2 separate regions of the Mus musculus genome follow, and region 2 is linked to region 1. The links are chromatin loops, found by intact Hi-C in ENCODE. Cell type or tissue: gastrocnemius. All regions are shown on one strand. Links, peaks and the distances in the headings refer to the core of each region. The heading gives the core; the rest is flanking DNA.

Region 1 (9,603 bases), core at 1,168-9,167:
TAACTCTCCCTCAAGGACTTCTTGATTAGCAGGTCATCTATGTCTTTATTCCACTTAAGTAACAAGATGGAACTGCAGTGTAGCTGACCTGAGCTAAGGTTTCAACAGATACAGCTCTTCCTAGGAAAATAACTGTGTCATATGGCCACCTTCTCCCATCCACAGAACCTGCTCTATGGTCTGCACTGAGCGAGTACATGAGCAGCTAAGATGCAGCGTGAACCAGGAAACGAAGCCACATACATCTGGCTCAGTTAAGTGTGTTGGGAGTGCCAAAAATCAAATTGGTCAGACATTTGGTCAGTTTCCTAAGGTAATGGCAGCACCAGCCTTTTCTCCACAGGTGCAGGGTCCTAGTGAAGTGCCTCTACTCTAGAGGACAGCAGATACCCCAACACAGCTGTCAGGAGGCAGCCGCCAGATTTATTTGTTCCTATACAATGTAACCCCAAACACAGAAGCAGCTCTGAACAACTCTAGAAACTCACAGCTAGGACCAAACAATAGAAATTTTAACTACAAAAGATGAGTTGTATCAGCAAATATAAAGGGTAATTTAGGCGGTGCCGAACATTTGTCAGACTATTTACAGCGCCTGAGCCAGATTCAGATCTCGCCAGCCTCCTTCTCCTCCGACCTCCGCGATGCAGTCTTGCCATTGGAATTCTCCAGCCTCCAGTCAGTGGGCCCTCGTTCATTCCGCCCGTACTCCCAGGATTCCTCTCTCAATGAGCGCTCCCTGGAGAACCTGGGAAAGTGAACCAGAGGCTCAGCAGAGGCTGCCATCTCCCTCTGGCTGGCTGTTGCACAGGAACCAGTAAGGCAGACCCTCAACCCTGGATGAGAGAAGGGCATGCCCCCACCACATTCAGGCACTTTTTTCTTTTTAAGACAAGGTTTTTCCATGTGGCCCTGGCTATCCTGAAACTCCTTCTGTACACCAGGCAGACCTCAAACTCAAGAGATTCACCTGTTCTGCCTCCCCAGTGCTGGGATTAAAGGAATGTACCACCATCAGCACCAGGCCAAGATTGACTTCATTAGGTTTCTGATGACACAGTTAATCTTTTAAAAAAGAAAATTTGACCCTTTTAGCTGGTGATGGTGGCTAACACCTGTAATCCTCACACTCAGGAGGGTGAGACAGACAGGAGTAACTAAGTCTGCAGGAGATTTGGTCTCAAAATATCTGATAAAAGGTAACATTAGAAAAGGTTTAATAAGGGCTGGTGAGATGGCTCAGCAGGTAAGAGCACCCGACTGCTCTTCTGAAGGTCTGGAGTTCAAATCCCAGCAACCACATGGTGGCTCACAACCATCCGTAACAAGATCTGTCTCCTTCTTCTGGAGTGTCTGAAGACAGCTACAGTGTACTTACATATAATAAATAAATATTATAAAAAAGAAAAAAAAAAAAAAAGAAAAGGTTTAATAAGGGCTAGAGACATAAGTGAGGATATGATGTTCTTGTAAAGAACTGAGCAAATTTCCCAGCACCCAAGTTGGGTATCCCCAAATCATCAGTAACTCCAGCTACAGAGCATCCAATACTTTTTTTGTCCTCCAAACAATACATGTACACACACACACACACACACACACACACACACACAGTAACACACATGACATAATACACTAATGTAAACATATAATAAAAGTAAATAAAAAGCAAAGAATTTTAATAAGGAAAGTTTTCAGTGTAACAGAAACAAAACAATGGGAATACAACAAAGCTTTGCGCGTGAAATATGACCCAGGATGTAACAACAATGGAAGAAGTGGAATGGAAAGGCACAGGTCAAGCATGGGGAGAAACACTTGTCATGTCAGCACGCAGGAGGATCCTGAGTTCAAATCAACTTAAGTTACAAAGTGAATGCCTGTCTCAAAACAAAAATTTAAAAAAAGTCCAAGAGAAGTAATTAAGCAAAACCTGATCAAGACAAAAATCTCAGCTGCTTTTTACCAAGTTAAAGTAGGTAAAGCCCAGCAAAGCGGAGCCATGTGAGAGAGCTCACTGCCCTGCCCCATCCCAGCCAAGTGTTGTACTGGTGCCGCTCTCTATTCCTCGGGGCACCAACACTGGGTGCTAGTCACCCAGAACCTGCATCCCCACAAGCCCAACCTTGTCCCTACCAGATGTAATGGCCAAAAGGCAAGGATGACAGATCTTAGCAGATCTTGGGAACACAGAGACAAAGGGCTCACTCCTGGTTGAAGTTACTGAGGAGTCAGAGTAGTTACTTGTATTTTGTACTCCGGTCCCTGGAAGCCCGGCGGTGACCCCGGCTGTGGCTCCGGGAACGGCTGCGATGGCGCCTGTATCTATCTCGGGATCTGGAACGGGAAAACTTCCGCCGCTCTCTGGAGGTAGACCTAGACCGCCTCCGTCGACGATCCCGGGAGCGTGACCTGGAAAACCCAGATGATTTTGAAAGCTAAGATGTCACTGGGATCAAACCACCCTCGTTCCTCAACTCTCAGCATCTATTGGCCTTCAGGGTTCTTGGGATTCCTTTTTCCTCCTACAATGTACAATTTGGAAGTGAAAGTCCCCTGAATTAATCGGAAGGCCGTATCTTTCCCCTGAATGTTTCTTGAAAACATAGGTCTTGGCCAGGTAAGGTGGCATATGCCTTTAATATCAGCACTTGGGAGGCAGAAACAGGAGGATCTCTAAATTCAAGGCCAGCCTCTTCAATAAGAATTCCAGGACAGCCAAGTTATACAGAGAAACCCCATCTCAAAAAACAAAACCAACCACCACCAACCCAAAAACAAAAAAGGACTTGGACATTCCTAGTTGCTCTTCAACGGGGTCTCCCCTCACCCCAGCAGTGGCAGCGTATGTGTGAGAGCATGGGAGTCCACGTGGTATCTTTCTACTGTGCTAAACCCTAACATCTATACTCTTCACAAAACAGTCTTGTGAGGCTGTGAACATCAGTTAAATGTTTTTACAGAAAAAGGCACTCAACCTGAGAGCCCTGTGATAGATCTTGAAACCTACCTTCTGCGATCTCGGGTTCTTGATCCAGACCTAAACAGAAAGATAAATAGATGAAAAATGTTAATCCATCTAAGAGACAAAGGCAAATGGATCTCCGTGAATCTGAAGCCAGCTAAGGCAACTTAGTGAGATGCTTCAAGAGTGCATAGATGAGTCTGGCTCTGATCTTTTCTTTGAAATTAATCCCAAATATTTATCGGAGTACTTCTCAGGCATCTCAAATTGAATACAGCCAAATTCTTTTTTTTGTTGTTTTTTTTTGTTTGTTTGTTTGTTTTGGTTTTGTTTTTGTTTTTTCGAGACAGGGTTTCTCTGTATAGCTCTGGCTGTCCTGGAGCTCACTTTGCAGACTAGGCTGGCCTCGAACTCAGAAATCCGCCTGCCTCTGGATTAAAGGTGTGCGCCACCACGCCCGGCTGAATACAGCAAATTCTAACTCCTATTCCTGGTTCCACCCTCCCTGTTCTAGGTAAGGAACAACTCCAGATCAGAAACCAGAAAGGCAAGCCGGGCGTGGTGGCGCACGCCTTTAATCCCAGCACTCGGGAGGCAGAGGCAGGCGGATTTCTGAGTTCAAGGCCAGCTTGGTCTACAAAGTGAGTTCCAGGACAGCCAGGGCTATACAGAGAAACCCTGTCTTGAAAAACCAAAAAAAAAAAAAAAAAAAAAAGAAACCAGAAAGGCCAGGTAGGCATGATAATACATGCTTTAATCCCAGCATGGAGAAGCAGAGACAATCAGATCCCTGATCTACAAGGCTAGTTCCACAATAGCATGGGATATACAGAAAAACACTGTATCAAAAGACCAAGAAGAAAAGAAACCGTGAGGCCAACTTCATTCCTTCCTAAACAGTCACCAAGTCCAGTCAGTTCTACTCCAGACCGCCTACCCCAGACCTTATCACCCACACTCTTCCTGCCTCTTAACTCCCGTTAGTGCCTCACTGGTGTGGAGGCTTTTGCCAAACACCTTACATTTTGCTTCTCAATGGGCAAGAACATATTCCAACCACATATTTTATGGGAGTCTGTCCAGTGATCCCACATAACCAATTAAAAAGAAAAAAGACAGCCATACAAAGCTTCCACCCTCAAGTCCAAAGCTGATGATTTCCCTTCAAGGCACTGCCATGAGACTGCTGCTTAGCTACCATTAGTAGATCCACTTTTGCCTTCCCTATTTGATAAGGGCTCCATGGCCAGCTGTCAGAGGAGCTGTCTGGGTGAGGTTAAAAGATGGCTGGGTAGCAGTGGGACAGACCTTTAATCCCAGTCCTTAGGAGGCAGAGTCAAGTGGATCTGAGTTTGAGGGCAGCCAGGGGTCTACAGAACAAGTCCCAGGACAGCTGGAGCTATACAGGGCAACTGTAGGGGGTAGAGAGGGACACACGGACAGAGGGGGTAAGAGGAAAAGGGAGAGGGGACCCTTGTCAGCTCCTCCTTCCCTAGTTCCAATCAGTCAGTGTTGCACCTCACCACAGTGAATATGTCATAGGTTTTGCTTTTAAAGGCTACACTGGAGCCAGGTGTGATGGCATATACCCTAATCTCAGCCCTTGGAAAGCAAAAGCAGGCACATATCTGTAAATTCTAGGCCAGTCCGGATTACATTAGTAAGACCCTGCTTCAAAATAAATAAATGCATGCTTTTATATGTTTCAAACACTGATGGCTCCAAGTCACAAAACAGCAACAGCAGTTTCCTAAGGCTAGCCCCCATGCTTACCTCCTGCCCAGGCGCTCTTCTCGCTCTCTCTCCTCTCTTCTCCTCAATCGATCCTGATTTCTTTTTTCCTGTTTTTCAGCCACAGTTTTCTAAATAAATGAAAAAATGGGAAAATAAGGAGAAGCAACAGCTTTTAGGAAACAATATTCTACTCAGTTAAAAGCTAACAGAACACATGAAAAAAAAATTAACCATCATTTTCTACATTTGGTGACAAATTACAGAAAAGGGGCTGAACTTCTAAGACACAGGGCTTAAATCACAATGTTTCAAACCAAGCCATAAACTGTTCCTCCTACAGCCTCTCCATAAGCTTTGTAGTAAGAAATGTTAGTTAAAGAAACTTAACTCAGACCAAAAGCAATAGCACCCTGCTGTTGGGAGTAGAGATGTAGGTACCCAGAAAACAGCTCCCTTTTGATTTGGTGTGTGCTATGATAATATCAGCACAATTCATCAAGCTTGATCCTATATGCAACAGAAGCAGGAGGCTCTGAGAACCTCTACCACCAAATCAGCATCAACTTAAGTTAGCTTGAATGTGTCAAGAACCTCTACACACACCAATAATGCTGAGGGAGGGAGGATGAGAGGACAGTGAGAACACAAAGGAAAGAATGGGACTGAACAGACAGTTCAGCAGGTAAGCTGCTCTGCCATGGGACCTAGAACTTTAGAGCCCACATGTGAGTAAAAACTGGCTCTAACTCCTAGGGATCTGTTGCCCTCTTCTGGCCTCCAGAGGCACTGCAAGAATATGGTACACAAACATATGCATGCAGACAAATTACTTCTCCCACACATAAAATGAAACTTTTTCTTTTTTTAAACCCAGAAATATGTCAGGCAATTTTGGGCCACGCCTTTAATCCCAGCACTCGGGAGGCAGAGGCAGGCGAATTTCTGAGTTCGAGGCCAGCCTGGTCTACAGAGTGAGTTCCAGGACAGCCAGGGCTACACAGAGAAACCCTGTCTTTTGAAAAACCAAAAAAAAAAAAAAAAAAAAAAAAAAAGAAAAGCACCAGCCTCTCTTCCAGAAGACCATGGTTCGATTCTCACCACCTACATGGCAGCTCGTAACTGTCTATACCTCCAGTTTCGGGGAATCCGATAATCTCACACAGACATAAGCAAAACACCAATGTACATAAAATGAAGATAAATAAGTTAAAATAAATCAAAAATAAAAAACAAAACCCAAATGCTACAGGTCCTTCGAGCCCTTGTCGCCCGAGGCTACTGACTTGGGTTCACGCAGCAGCTTCTTTACTTAGGGATTTTCCCCTACAGCTCTCTTCCCCATCAGCTGCTTCTTCTACTCCTTCTTGCAGCTTTACTTACAGCAGCTAGCTTCTACTACTGCTTCTCTTAAAACAGCTGCTTCTACTCAAGGCAAGGGCTGTACCCAAAACTCCTCTACTCGTGCCTACTGACTTCATCCAGCTCCACCCCACCTCATCCAATCAGAATTCACACACGCTCCAGGCACGAGCTCAGGTCAGTCACCGACAGGCTGACAGGTCGGGATCTCGAGGAACAGTCCAGCCTGGCAGGCAGCCCACGCATACAGCCTCACTGCGCATGCTCGGGCGAGGCAGCAACCAACTTGGCCCTCGCCGCCACACCTGCTTCTCGCACCCAAACAAACAACAAAACAAAAAGAAACAAACAACACAGAAACATGTCCAAATCCAACTTAAAGAATACAGATAACTTTTTAAAATTAAAGCTAAAAGTAACCAGACTCCCAGGAGCTCTGCAGAAACAAAATATATTAACATTACCCTCAACTGATCAAGCTTCTCCCGGATCTGAATGAACCCCAGGTGTAACTTGCCCCCGAAGTGGTCTGCAAGCCGACGGTCATTGTCATGGAGACCAAGGTAAGCTGAACAAACCTCGCAAACACGGAGTTTTTGCTGTTGAAAACTGGATGCAGGCATGGAATTTCTATATTCTTCCTATGGGGGAAAACATAAAGATGAGGCATTTCAGAACTGTCACACTGCAAAGGTCGTCCAAGTGGCAAAACCTGAAACATAGGCGACGTTTTACTACATACTGAAACTGGGTTGTTCAGCTTTAGGTTATGTTGGAAACTTCAATTTCACTTTTTTTTTTTAACTAACATTAAAGGCAGGTAGTTCTCTGAGCTCCAGGACAGTCACACAGCTGTCTTGAAAAATGAAAAAACAAACAAACAAACAAAAAACATTTATGTCTCATCAAAAGAAACAAAGACAATTCAAACATGGAGATAAGGACTGTTCTCAGAGATCAGCAGGGAAGATATGTTTCTGAACAAGAATAGGGAAGAGATCCCAAAATCTAATAAAGCCTGGGGCTGAAGACGACCTAGGGTGGCTCCCGCAGCCACGGGAGACTAACAATCATCCCTCCGTGACACCAGTGACAGGTCTGGTGCTTTTCTCTGGCTTCTGAGAACACTAAACACAAGTAATAAATACACCAATAAAGACAACACCCAAATACATATTTTTTTAACTTGAAAAAAAAAATTGAGCTGGAGAGATTGTACTCAAGACTGTATGCTGCTCCCAGGGTGTGGTCACAGACACTTAATCTCAGGAGGCAGAAGCTGGTGAATCTTTGTGAATTTGAAGTCAGCCTGATCTACAACATGAGTTCCAGGACAGCCACAGGGCTGTTACCCAGAAAAACCCTATCTCAAAAGAACAGCAGCAAAAGAATCTATACTGTTCATGCAGAAGAACTGAAATAGATCAATTCCCAGCACTCATGGTAGGCAGCTCGCAACTACCAATAACTCCAACTCAAGGGCAATCCAATGCCTCTAGTTCATTTCAGCAACCTACACTCACATGCATATAGCCCTTCAGACAGAATTAAAATAAATATTTTAAAAGTAAGCAAAAACTAGAGCAGTCGTAGCAATTGTGTCCTAATATCCAGGCTATATCAAATGCAGGTCTAAAAGTTCCGGTGAAAAGGCCCAATCACCAACACTTTCCTTGAAGAGAAAAGTACACAACACATAAGATGCATCCTCCAAGAATACTAAAATGTATATAGAAGCCGGGCGGTGGTGGCACACGCCTTTAATCCCAGCACTCGGGAGGCAGAGGCAGGTGGATTTCTGAGTTCAAGGCCAGACTGGTCTACAAAGTGAGTTCCAGGACAGCCAGGGCTATACAGACAAACTCTGTCTCAAAAAAAAAAAAAAAATGTATATAGAAAAATCTCTCATTCTGCCTCAAAGCAAAATACATCAAACAGAAAGAAATCAGGAACACTGTAACTAGTACTTGAACTCCAGTTAAAAACTGCTGCAAAGGGGCTGGTGAAATGGCTCAGTGGGTAAGAGCACCCGACTGCTCTTCCGAAGGTCCGAAGTTCAAATCCCAGCAACCACATGGTGGCTCACAACCATCTGTAACATGACCTGACGCCCGTCTGAAGACAGCTACAGTGTACTTACATATAATAAATAAATAAATCTTTAAAAAAAAAAAAAAAACTGCTGCAAAATCATTGAAGAAAAGCATTCGTGGGAACAAAATACCCATGGAAGGAGTTACAGAGACAAAGTTTGGAGCAGGGACTGAAGGAAGGACCATCTAGAGACTGCCCTACCTGGGATCCATCCCATAAACAACCACCAAACCCAGACACTATTGCAAATGCCAACAAGATTTTGCTGACAGGACCCTGATATAGCTGTCTCCTGCGAGGCTTTGCTAGTACCTGGCAAACACAGAAGCGGATGCTCACAGTCATCCACTGGACAGAGCACAGGGTCCACAATGAAGGAGCTACAGAAAGAACCCAAGGAGCTGAAAGGGTTTACAGCTCCATAGGAGGAACAACAATATGAACTAACCAGTACCCCCAGAGCTCCCTGGGACTAAACCACCAACCAAAGAAAACACATGGTGGGACTTGTGTCTCTAGCTGCATATGTAGCAGATGATGGCCTAAGCCATCAATGGGAGGAGAGGCCCTTGGTCTTGGGAAAATTCTATGCCCCAGTATAGGGGAATGCCAGGGCCAGGAAGCAGGAGTCGGGGGTTGGGGAGCAGGGGGAGGGATAGGGGATTTTCTGAGAGGAAACTAGGAAAGGGGATAACATTTGAAATGTAAAAAAAGAAAATATCTAAGGGAGAAAAAAAAAAAAGCATTTTTTAAAAAGACTGTGTGTGTGTGTGTGTGTGTGTATTATATATACACACACACACATGCAGAGAGAGGGGGAGGGAGGGAGGGGGGAGAGAGGGAGGAGAGAGGGGGAGAGAGAGAGAGAAAGAGAGAGAGAGAGAGAGAGAGAGAGAGAGAGAGAGAGAGAGAGAGAGATAGAGATACTAGTCTATAATCTAGAACTCCCTAAAATGTAATTGTCTCAGCCTAAGTGCATGCCTGTGCACGCATGCATGCTTGTGGACACACACAATTAAACAGAAAGAACGCCTCCATGCGCACCAGTACCCAGGAATTCTTCCAGGTAATGGCCTAGAAAACCCTGTGACAGCAGGTATTTAAGAACAAGTCACCACTTTAGAACAATTTAATGTAAACATCCACTAAAAATTGAGAAACTACCATTAAATGTTCTCTGTGGATAAAATGGAAGCCTATAGCACTAAACTGAGTAAGATCTTGTCTTAATTAGGCTTACTATTGCTATTTGAAACAAGACCAAAAAAAAAAAAAACTGATTTATTTTTATTTGGTTTACATTTCCACATCATAGTCTATCACTGAAGGAAGGGCCAGGACCTGGAGGCGGAAGCTATGCAAAAGCTATGAAGAAATGCTGCTTACTGGCTTGCACAGCCAGCTTTCTTACAGAACCCAGGACCATCAGCCCAGGGCTGGCCTACTCTGCC
Region 2 (9,603 bases), core at 1,043-9,042, 370 kb before region 1:
GAATCTGAAATGTGGTGCCTCTGGCCCCCAAGGTCATATGTACACAGGTCATCTGGGACTGGAGCCTGGATCTGACAGCTCCAGCGTCTGCTGTGACTGAATAGGCAAATGGCCTGGGTGGGTAGGACTGGAAACACTCAGCCTTTGGAGCTGGCATTTCCTCTGCTGATAGGTAGTAAGCAAGCAAACTCCAAACAGCAAGGTCATTGCCTCGGAGGGTACCAAGGCGGCTTCCAGTGGTGTTCCTGACATTAGGATCCAGCCAGTTCTTCATCATAGCAAGTTACCCCATGCATTGGCAGATGCCAGAATTGTACAGATTTGCCCTCTTGTTGACACCAAATATTGTTCAATGTAGCCTGGAAGTGAATATTACCATTGCTAGGGATGGCTGGAGGAGGGGAAAGAGGGGGGAAGAGGTGGTGGCGGCAACAGCAGCTGCCCAACTCCACAGCCACAGCATGGACCTATGACCTCAAAGAATCTCCAGGTGAGCCATAGGATGTTGGTGTATGTGTGTGTTTTTAAAGGTTTATTTTAAAAAAAGAATTATTTAAGTATAAATTATGTACACTGTAACTGTCTTCAGACACTCCAGAGGAGGGCATTAGATCCCATTACAGATGGTCGTGAATCACCATGCGGGGAATTGAACTTAGGACCTCTGGAAGAATAGTGCTATTAACTGCTGAACCATCTCTCCAGTCCTTTTCCTTTATTTATTTCATGGATATGAGTGCTCTGTTTTCATGCACACCAGGAGAGGGCATCAGATCCCATTACAGATGGTTGTGAGCTACCAATGTGGGTGCTGGGAATTGAACTCAGGACCTCTGGAAGAGCAGCCAGTGGCTCTTAACCACTGTGCCATCTCTCCAGGCTAGTGACCCCCAAACCCCCTTAAATGTCTATCACGAGGCTAAGGAACAGTAGTAGTTTAGAGGGCTGAAATCATGTTCAACAAATGGCTGAACTGGGACTCAAAATAGTAGAGCCCGTGTTTTTTACTTACTCATTTTGTAAATTTGCGACTTAATTCCCTGAGACAGGCTAATTTCAAACTCATATAGACCAGGATGACCACAAACTTCTGAGTCTCTCATCTCTATCTCCCAAGTTCCCGGATCACAGGCATGCACTACTATACCCAGCTGAGTCTTTGCTCTTAACTTGACTGCCTCTTCCGTAAGAAATGCCCCATCTAAATGAATAGCATAAAGCCTTTGATTTGTGTTGGGATCATGGAGGTCCTTGTGCCCACAGAGCACTAGAGAACCGGGAATGTTAAACACACAGGGGCCTCTCTCCAATAAAATACCTGTTTTCCTGCCCAGAGGGATGGGCACAGGTATCATTAATGACCTTTGTGCTATCTGTGGCAGCAGCCTCATCCAAATCTCCCAGAACGATTATCCCAGACTTTCCCTCCCTAGCCCTTTATCCCTAGCTCCCAGTTAAACCTAACCTTAGGGGAGATGCCACATGTGCCTAATAGCCTGCTTACCTCTATGCAATCTATCAGAGACCACACTAGATTCTAGGCCTTTTTAGCTATAGAAGCCACCCTCGTGGTCACATGTACTTCACAAAGGAGCTTCTATGCAGCCACACCTAAAGCTTTATGGGCCCCTGGAATTGGACTGGTTGTTGCCTGAAACCTTTTCCCAAACTGTACTGTGTTTTAAACATGCCAGCAACAAAGCACTGCCATTAGACTCCTTGGAGTCTGATGCAGGTGGATGAAGCCAAACCAAACCAAACCAATAAGAGTTTTCATTCTTATTCTTCAAGGGTTTGCTTCCCTGCCTGGGCCCCCTCAGATTTGACTTACTATTGTCCAGCTTTACGGTGGTGCAAAGGCATGTCTGTAACCACCATTTCTCCACTGCAGGACAATGTTCAGTAAACTGAAGGCCACGTTCTTACATTTCACTGCAAAACAGACCTCCTATTCAGTGCCTCTGACCAACTACAGGTGTGATGGCTATTGTTGGTTGTCAACTTGACTACATCTGTGAGGGATTTTTTTTCTTAATTAAATCATTTGAAGTGGGAAGACCCACCTTTAATCTGGGCCACACCTTCCGCTGGTAGCCTATATACAGAACATGGAAGAAGGAAGCCCTCTTTTTGCCTGCTTGTTCTTGTTCTTGCTGGGAAGTCCATTCCTTCATGGGCATTAACACATTCTTTAGAATTCCAGCATATAGTGAAGACCAGCTGGGACATCCAGTCTTGTGGATTGAATAACTACTGGATTCTTGGATTTTCTGAAGGTAGACAGCCATTGTTGGCCTAGCTGGACCACAGCACAGCCTGTAGGATATTCATTCATTCGTATGTGTGTGTGCGCGTGTACACACGTATTCACACACACACACACACACATATATATATATATATAAATACATGAATGATTAGGCTAATGTATGTAAGTGGGCAAAGCCACAGTGTTGGGTAGGCCACCTGTATTAAATCTATACTTTTACAAGACATTTTTGTGTCTGTATAATGTGTATGTGTACATCGTGTATAAGATTGTGGATGCACGTATGCCACCCAGCTCATCTGGAGGCCAGAGGACAACCTTGGATGTTAGTCCTCTTGTCTGAGACAGAGCTTCCAGGGGTTCTCCTGTCTCTGCTTCCCATTCTACCACTGATTACAGATGCGTGTGTTACTGAGCCTAGCTTTACATGGGCTCTAGGGATTTGAACTCTGGATCCCTCATTTACAGGGCAATTACTTTACCTACCCAGATATCTCTGCAGCCCATATAAATATATCATATGTTCTAAAAATTATAATTTATGTATATTAAATATTTATACCATATAATTATATAAAATATTATACTAACAATATTATATTACTAAATACATAATATTATATTGCTATGTATTTATTTACATATAACATTAAAATATTATATAAATGCTTATACCTAATTTGCAATGTATTAATGTATAAAATAATATATAAATTATATATTGTTTGTATATATACACACACACACATACGCACACACATTTAAATGGGGTATCCTCTGCATAGCTCTGGCTGTCCTGGAACTCACTACGTGAACCAGGCTGGCCTTGAACTCAGAGATCCCCTGCCTCTGCTTTCAAAGTGTTGGGATGAAAGGCATGTGTTACATGCCCAGCGCCCTAAGTATACTTTTTATTTTGCTATTTTCAATTTAAGATGAGAACATGGAATGTAACTCCGACACACATGGAGGAGCAGCTGTACTAGCTAAATTGTGAAAGTCCATTTGCAACTTAACTTATGTATGCCTTACATACACATTCATATATATTATATTTATTTTATTTTTTGTTTTTAAGACATGGTTTCTCTGGGTAGCCCAGATTATCTAGTATGTAGCTCAAGCCGGCTTCAGACTCAGAGATCCACCTGTCTCTGCCTCTCATATGCAGGGATTAAAGACACACACACTTTCTGGGTATGCATCTGTAGACAGATATCAATGACACATAACCACCACAGGACTCTGGGTGGCAGTGGTGCCCTAATGGATCAATTGATGCCAAGGGGTGGGAAGCCAGAGGACACAGAGACAGTGACAGGAAAGCAGGCCACATTGGCATTTATCTTTGAAATGGTGTTTTCGTAAAATGAGCTAAGCGGAGGCGGCGAAGGCCTAAGACAGAGCAGGTCTGTGTGGATGGCCTGGAAGCAGAGCAGCTGACATTCCAGTAATAACAGCCTGAGAAACCCGAGCAGCCCCCCAGGGAGCTAAGAGGATGGGGGACGCTGTGGGGATTATGATGAAGTGTTTTTAAACAGGCCAGGCCTCTCCCCACCAGTCCTGGCGCATGACACAGAGGCACTTTTCAGGGAGAATGACGGCAGTGAGCTGCTTTATTTCGGTAGCGTGGGTCAGATGATGGCAGATTTTATACCACAGAATGCTTTTAGAGCTTGGGTAGGAAAATGTGACTTCAGTGCAATGGAGCAAAAAATAAAAAATAACCCTGCCATCTGCCTTCATCCACACACAACTCGGAGCCTGGGTTCCTATGACTCACACAAGCCTGGCACCGTCTTAAGGTCTGCTTTCACTGGGCTGGCCCAGGTTAGAGGGAGATGACCCATGACTGAGGCCCACAAGAAGATGCGGCCTTTGGGGAAACTGAGGGAGCATGTAAGCTATGCCAGAGCCCCATCCCAGTGTAAGTCACTGTCAGCCTGGAGGCTCCAGGGATGCTGCAGTAACCCTCCAGGTTTACCTCCTGATGTCAGCTAACCCACTCCTGTGGCGTGTCTGAAGGACTAGATTCTGTGGGCTGCAAGGAAGACAGGAATCTTGATAGAGCTCGGGGGCATCTGAAGTGCTGAGGAGATTCTAGGGGCCCACCCTTGCTTTCACTACAGTGCTCCCTCAGCCTGGTGTACAGAACTAGTTAGCTTCAAACTTAATATTTAAATGTACACTTTTAAAATAGTAGTACTAATTCCTTAGTTTTCAAACTAGGCACAATAAAAGACAAAGGATAATAAAATAGAAATAGTATGATTATAGTAATATTATTTAAGATCTACGAACCATTTATGTCAGACAATTCCCTTTCAGTATGTTCACACTGTAGCTATGGAAACAAGCCCTAAGGACATTGTTGATCTCATCCCCATCCTTAATCCTAACTAGAGTGAGGTGGGTGACAGTCACAGGCACAAGCAAGGGGCTTGAAGCATGGAGTATCCTGGAATTGACACACAAAGGGACATGGCAGCTACCAGCACCAGGAGATACCACACTGGGACTCACTGGGGAAACTGCCACTCTTGGTCATCTTTTATTCTGAGAAGGTCAGGGCTCCTACATGGGAAATGAAGCTGTGGGCCACACGAGGGCGTCATGGTCCTCCTTCACCACTGATGATGTCTTGGGCAACATGGGAAAAAATGAATACAGCAGTTGTGAGATAAAGCTAGAGATGGTGCAGGAGGGATGCTAAGAATGGCCAGGAGAGGGGACAGGCCACTGGACACTCAGCATCGCCCTGACCTGCAGGGAGGGCCCAAGGTCCACATGAATAAACGAATAACTATAGAGATGGAGTGGAAGTTCCTCAATACAACTAACCAGGGCAGGCCGGAGGTGAGGGCTGGGGAGTCTGGGCCTTCCTGGCTGGCACAGGAGACAGAAATCATCCCCTGGGGCTTGAGCCGTGGCTGCCATGCACACGTCTCTCAGGGCCTCAGCTGTCCCATCTATAAACAGGAAAAGCACCCTGACTTCACTGACAGTCATTCTGCAGAGCAGACCTCCAGTGTACCTGGAACTCAGTAGGTGCTCAGTAAATGATCTCAGGCTCCAACCTTGGTGCCGAGTGTGGTGCTTTCTATGTACCGAGATCCACTTTAATCAGAAAAGAAAAAAAAATGTGTGGAATCCTACCGATTACTTCTTAGAGCCTTCTGTCCCCATTCCCTTCCTCCTGGCACTTTAAGAGGAAGACAAGCTATCATGTAGGAATAGCATACTAAGATTCTCTGAAGACTTCGAAGTGGCCCAAGACCCATGTTGGCCATGGGTCTCTGTAGTCAGCCTGGGCTGTAACAGGTAACTCCTGTCCAGGATACGTGTCTCAGGGGCGTGTCAAGGCGTATTCACAACGAAGAGCCTCCCTCTGGGCCTGGTTCCTTAGGTCAGAGACCCTTCTTACTTCCCTAGTCGGGGAGCCCCTGGTGTCTGGACAGGGTCAACCCTATTGCTTGCTCTCTTATATTCAAGGCCAAGGGAGAGGAGATAGAAGGTCGTTGGTACAGAGCGGGCATTTGCTAATTGGCTCCTTAAGTCTCCAAGCCTGGGCAATGCTGCCTGGGGCCTTGAGGTACTTTGCTGCTTAAGACAGTCAGTCTGTAGAACCAGGCTTAGGTCCACCATCAGTGTGGCTGTCTGTCTCTCTCCAAGAAACACAGGGTTTCTCTGTGTAGCCCTGGCTATCCTGGAACTCACTCTGTAGACCAGGCTAGCCTCAAACTCAGAGGTCCTCCCACCTCTGCCCTCTGAGTCATTGCCATCAGCAGCTGGCTTGGAGGGATGTTTCTTACCCCCAGTGTGCTGTGAAATAAGGGCTATGAGCACGCATACACACTTCAGTGCTTACGACCGTGGCCTTGCCTCCACCGGGCCTCAGGACAGAGGGATGACCAGGGTAAGGGGACCTCGCTGTGGTGGCTCAGGGAGGAGAGCTGCTGAGCCAGAGAAGGACACTCTGCCTCTTACCTGCCTCCCTACCCAGGCCCCAGTGTGTCCAGAAGCAGCAATTTTAATGAGCACTAACCACCAACACACCTCTCTTCTGGTCTAGCACCTTCTTTCTGAGACTTACAGCTTCCCAACCTTCTGTGCTGACCAGAATGAAGTCCTCTGACCTGAATATTGCACTTTGTAATTCATGTTTAAGTTACATTTACTTATGTGCATGCAGATGCATGGACTGTGGCGACCACGCGGAGGTCAGAAGACAATATGCACGAGCCAGGTCTCTCCATCCACCACGTGGGGGAGAGGGATCAAACTCAGGTCACCAGCCTTGAGGTGGGTGTCTTTACATGCTGAGTTAGCATTTCACCTAGCCTAGTTCATTGGCTTTGATTTTTTTTCTTTTTTAGCACCTGGGCCTCAAGCATGCCAGGCAAGTGTTCTGTCCTGGAGTTTATACCCTAGCCTAACTTTAAAAGATGTATTTCTTTACATTGTAACCGTGGCCCTCGATTGCTTATGCCACAGAAGGTCTGGGCTAGAGAGTGGAGTTCGTGTTCTACCAGGACTAACATCCTCCTCTGAGCCTGTGTTTACTCCTCAGTGGCTTGCTGTGAAAAAGCCTGTATCACCTCCACTCTGGTAAGGGACTGAAAGCAGGCGCCAGGGCAAACACTCCTGGGTGGAAGCCAGCTCTGTGATTTTGGCCAGGAAGGCTAGTTTACATCTCTGGGCCTCAGTTTCTCTCACCTACGAGAGGGGTGGCGGTGAGGTGACTGCAAATGCCAGGAACTGTGCATCTTTCCTCAGGCAGGCAGTGAGGTTTCAGAGCTTGTGGAAAAGGCACCGTCAGAGGAAATAAATAATGAACCGAGTCTCAGCATATGCTGCCGGAGGCAGACAGGCTGGAGCCGAAGATGAGAACACCCAAGTCGCAGAGTCAGAGTGGGGGCCGTCGGGAAGGGAAGCTGATGATTGGGCTCGGGAGAGTTTGGGGATGGGAGGAGGGGAGGGGCGGTGGTTACCACTCAGCATGTCATGTCCTCTAGACCTCTTATCCTCGGTCCCTAACTGGAGGGCAGTCTGAGGGAAAGGGCGCTTAACTGAAATACCCATTCCTACCCTACCACAAAGCTGCACCTTGGTTGAGCACCGACAGCCTGCCCTGGGACACTGTTTCCTTCTGCTTTCTTTCTCACTCAGTGCTGTGACTGTGCCAAAGGGGAGAAGACGGCTCGTCCAAGGTCATGCAGCCATTAAGAAAGCAGGCATCACCGAGCCTGGGTTCGAGAGGTTGCAGGCCTGTTTTTCCTATTAGACCACCTTGTCCCGCCCTTCAGTGCATCTCCTTGTATATGGTGAACTTCTAAGCCTATTGTATTTGTTTTCTTGGTTTTTCTATGAGGGCCTTCCACAGCAAATATCCTGCAATCAGGATATCTGAAACCCCTGCTTACAGACGTTGGTAGGTTAGAAGCTTCGCATCATTGAAAACCCCACCCCACCTCCCATGGTGCCCACTGCCTGCTTTCCTATCCCTCTCACCCTGTAGAACCGACTTTAGAGACCTGAGTGTGAGACCTTCCCCCTCATTCTGCCCCATTCCGTCCACCTGCCCTGCACACAGCTCTCCAAAAGACCCCTTTGCACTCAGCTGCCCCAGATGGGACAGATCCCAAGGCCCCTGCACATCCCAGCCCTGAATCATGGAGCTTCTGCTTTGGGTTTTGTTCTGTCCTGCACATCACAGTGATGGTACGGGAGGGGACCAAGGTGTGCACACTTGTAGCTCTTGGTTCAGGGAAGAGAAGCAGGCAGAGGAGAGAATCCAGCCATTCGGAGGAGGGTGTGAGACTGTTCCCTGTCCAGGTAGCAAAGTGGCCCTTTCTTAACTTATATAACCTTAGATGAGTGTAAAACTCTGTCCCCCCAACCGTGTGTGTGTGTGTGTGTGTGTGTGTACAGAAACATGCACACACGCGTGTGCCAGACCCCTAGGAGCCATCTATCTTAGGACAGGGTCTCTCTCTGGTTGGGAACATGCTGAGCAAGCCGGCTGGCCAGTGAGGCCCCAGGAGCCAGCTGTTTCTGCCTCCCAGCTGTGAGGTTGCAAACACACACCACCATACCCCAACTCTTTTCAAGCAAGCTAATGCCTCAGACCTACCCACCAACCAAATGAAACTAAGCCAAACAGTGCTAGGGGCCAAACACCAGCTTCCTGCCTGCTAAGTGTGCGCTCTTCCACTGAGCTATGCCCCAGTCCTGCTGGTTCCAACCAACTCTTCCGGCCTCCTCAGCTCTTGCTATGAAAGGCAGGCAGACACCCAACAGACGCAGGTCCCGGCAAACCTCACTGGTGTCTTCTGTACCAAGAGGGTCATGACTTCCAGGGCCTCTGTGGCTGTGCCACTCTTGAGAGCCCTTGCTTGTGAAGATGGATGTGGTGAGGAGAAGATGTTGGTGGGCACGGGGCTCAAGTCCCAGCTCATCATTTACGAGCTGTGTGGTCTTGGAAGAGTTTCTTTACTTCTCTGAGCCTTAGTTGAACTCATATCTAAAACACAAACTAGAATCTACTCAGAGGTTCCTGGGAAGGTTAAGGGCTAATTACAAAATTGCCTGATACGTGGCAGGCACTTAATAAAGGTAGTCACTATCACCTCCGTAAGCAGCTGTCCCTTACACATCTGTGAACACTGAGTCTGGGCCAGGCCCTGTGCTGCAATCTGGGGACACTGATAAGTGAATCATGACACCCAGAGGCTATAACTGGCCCTGGCAGCTGTGAGGTACAATCTCCAGCATGGGGCATGGGGCATTCTTCTCCTGGGAAGAAAAGCAAGGTGTGGGGGGGGAGCGTGACAGTGGGAAGAATATAAGTGGGTGGGGCTTACTCCAGCAAAATTCCCTCATCTGGCGGCCCCTAAGTGTCTCTTCAGTTGAAACAGCCGCATGATAGCGTTCAAAGGGCGCATGCCATCAGCCGCTGTACTTTCTGGTGGGCGAGAGCTCTTACAGTCACCAACTCAATTTGTCACCTTAAGGCTTCTGGGTATTCCCTCTCTCAGATAAAATAAGTCATGCAAAGACAGAGATCTGACACCTCAAGTCACCCAATCTGTCACCACACCCACTTACAGGCAATCTCAGCTGACAGCAGGAGGGGGGGCTGGGACAGATATGGAGGAGTGGGGGTGGGGGAGATGTAGGCACGTGCACACTGCCAAATGCAAGGCTTATTCTTTTTGGGGAAGAATGCTCTGGTAACAGGTGTAGGTTTGACTGAGGTGTTGTGAGGTCCAGAGAGAGAAGCCTTGGGCAGCCTGGTACTGGGTGTGGTAGGGCATGTCCTCTGCAGACTGACT

What was found. A loop is a pair of places that touch in the nucleus more often than their neighbours do. Peaks named below come from ENCODE experiments on the same cell type or tissue, not always from the same donor. Only the 100,000 strongest peaks of a DNase experiment are listed, where the experiment ranks them.
Region 2: it touches region 1 in a loop (2.1-fold over the local background); 4 of 42 quality-filtered maps call a loop at or near these places.

Annotation. Positions count from the first base shown.
Region 1 is chr17:26,272,770-26,282,372 of GRCm38, reverse strand. Luc7l (Luc7-like) reads right to left here. Exons shown (of 10, transcript NM_028190.3): 6 at 6,523-6,699; 7 at 4,739-4,827; 8 at 3,011-3,040; 9 at 2,245-2,412; 10 at 1-748. The coding sequence ends at 607. Among named protein-coding and RNA genes, the nearest start is that of Luc7l, 25 kb to the right of the region's middle. In gastrocnemius, for the core only: a CTCF peak has its summit at 5,467 (motif pointing left); a DNase peak (open chromatin) is centred at 5,478.
Region 2 is chr17:26,645,039-26,654,641 of GRCm38, reverse strand. The region is part of intron 9 of Ergic1 (endoplasmic reticulum-golgi intermediate compartment (ERGIC) 1); the gene reads right to left. It overlaps Gm41553 (a long non-coding RNA gene), which reads right to left. Exons shown (of 2, transcript XR_876696.2): 2 at 1,786-9,603. Among named protein-coding and RNA genes, the nearest start is that of Gm41553, 8.1 kb to the right of the region's middle. In gastrocnemius, for the core only: CTCF peaks have their summits at 3,509 and 4,866 (motif pointing right); a DNase peak (open chromatin) is centred at 3,689; H3K27ac peaks cover 2,448 bases.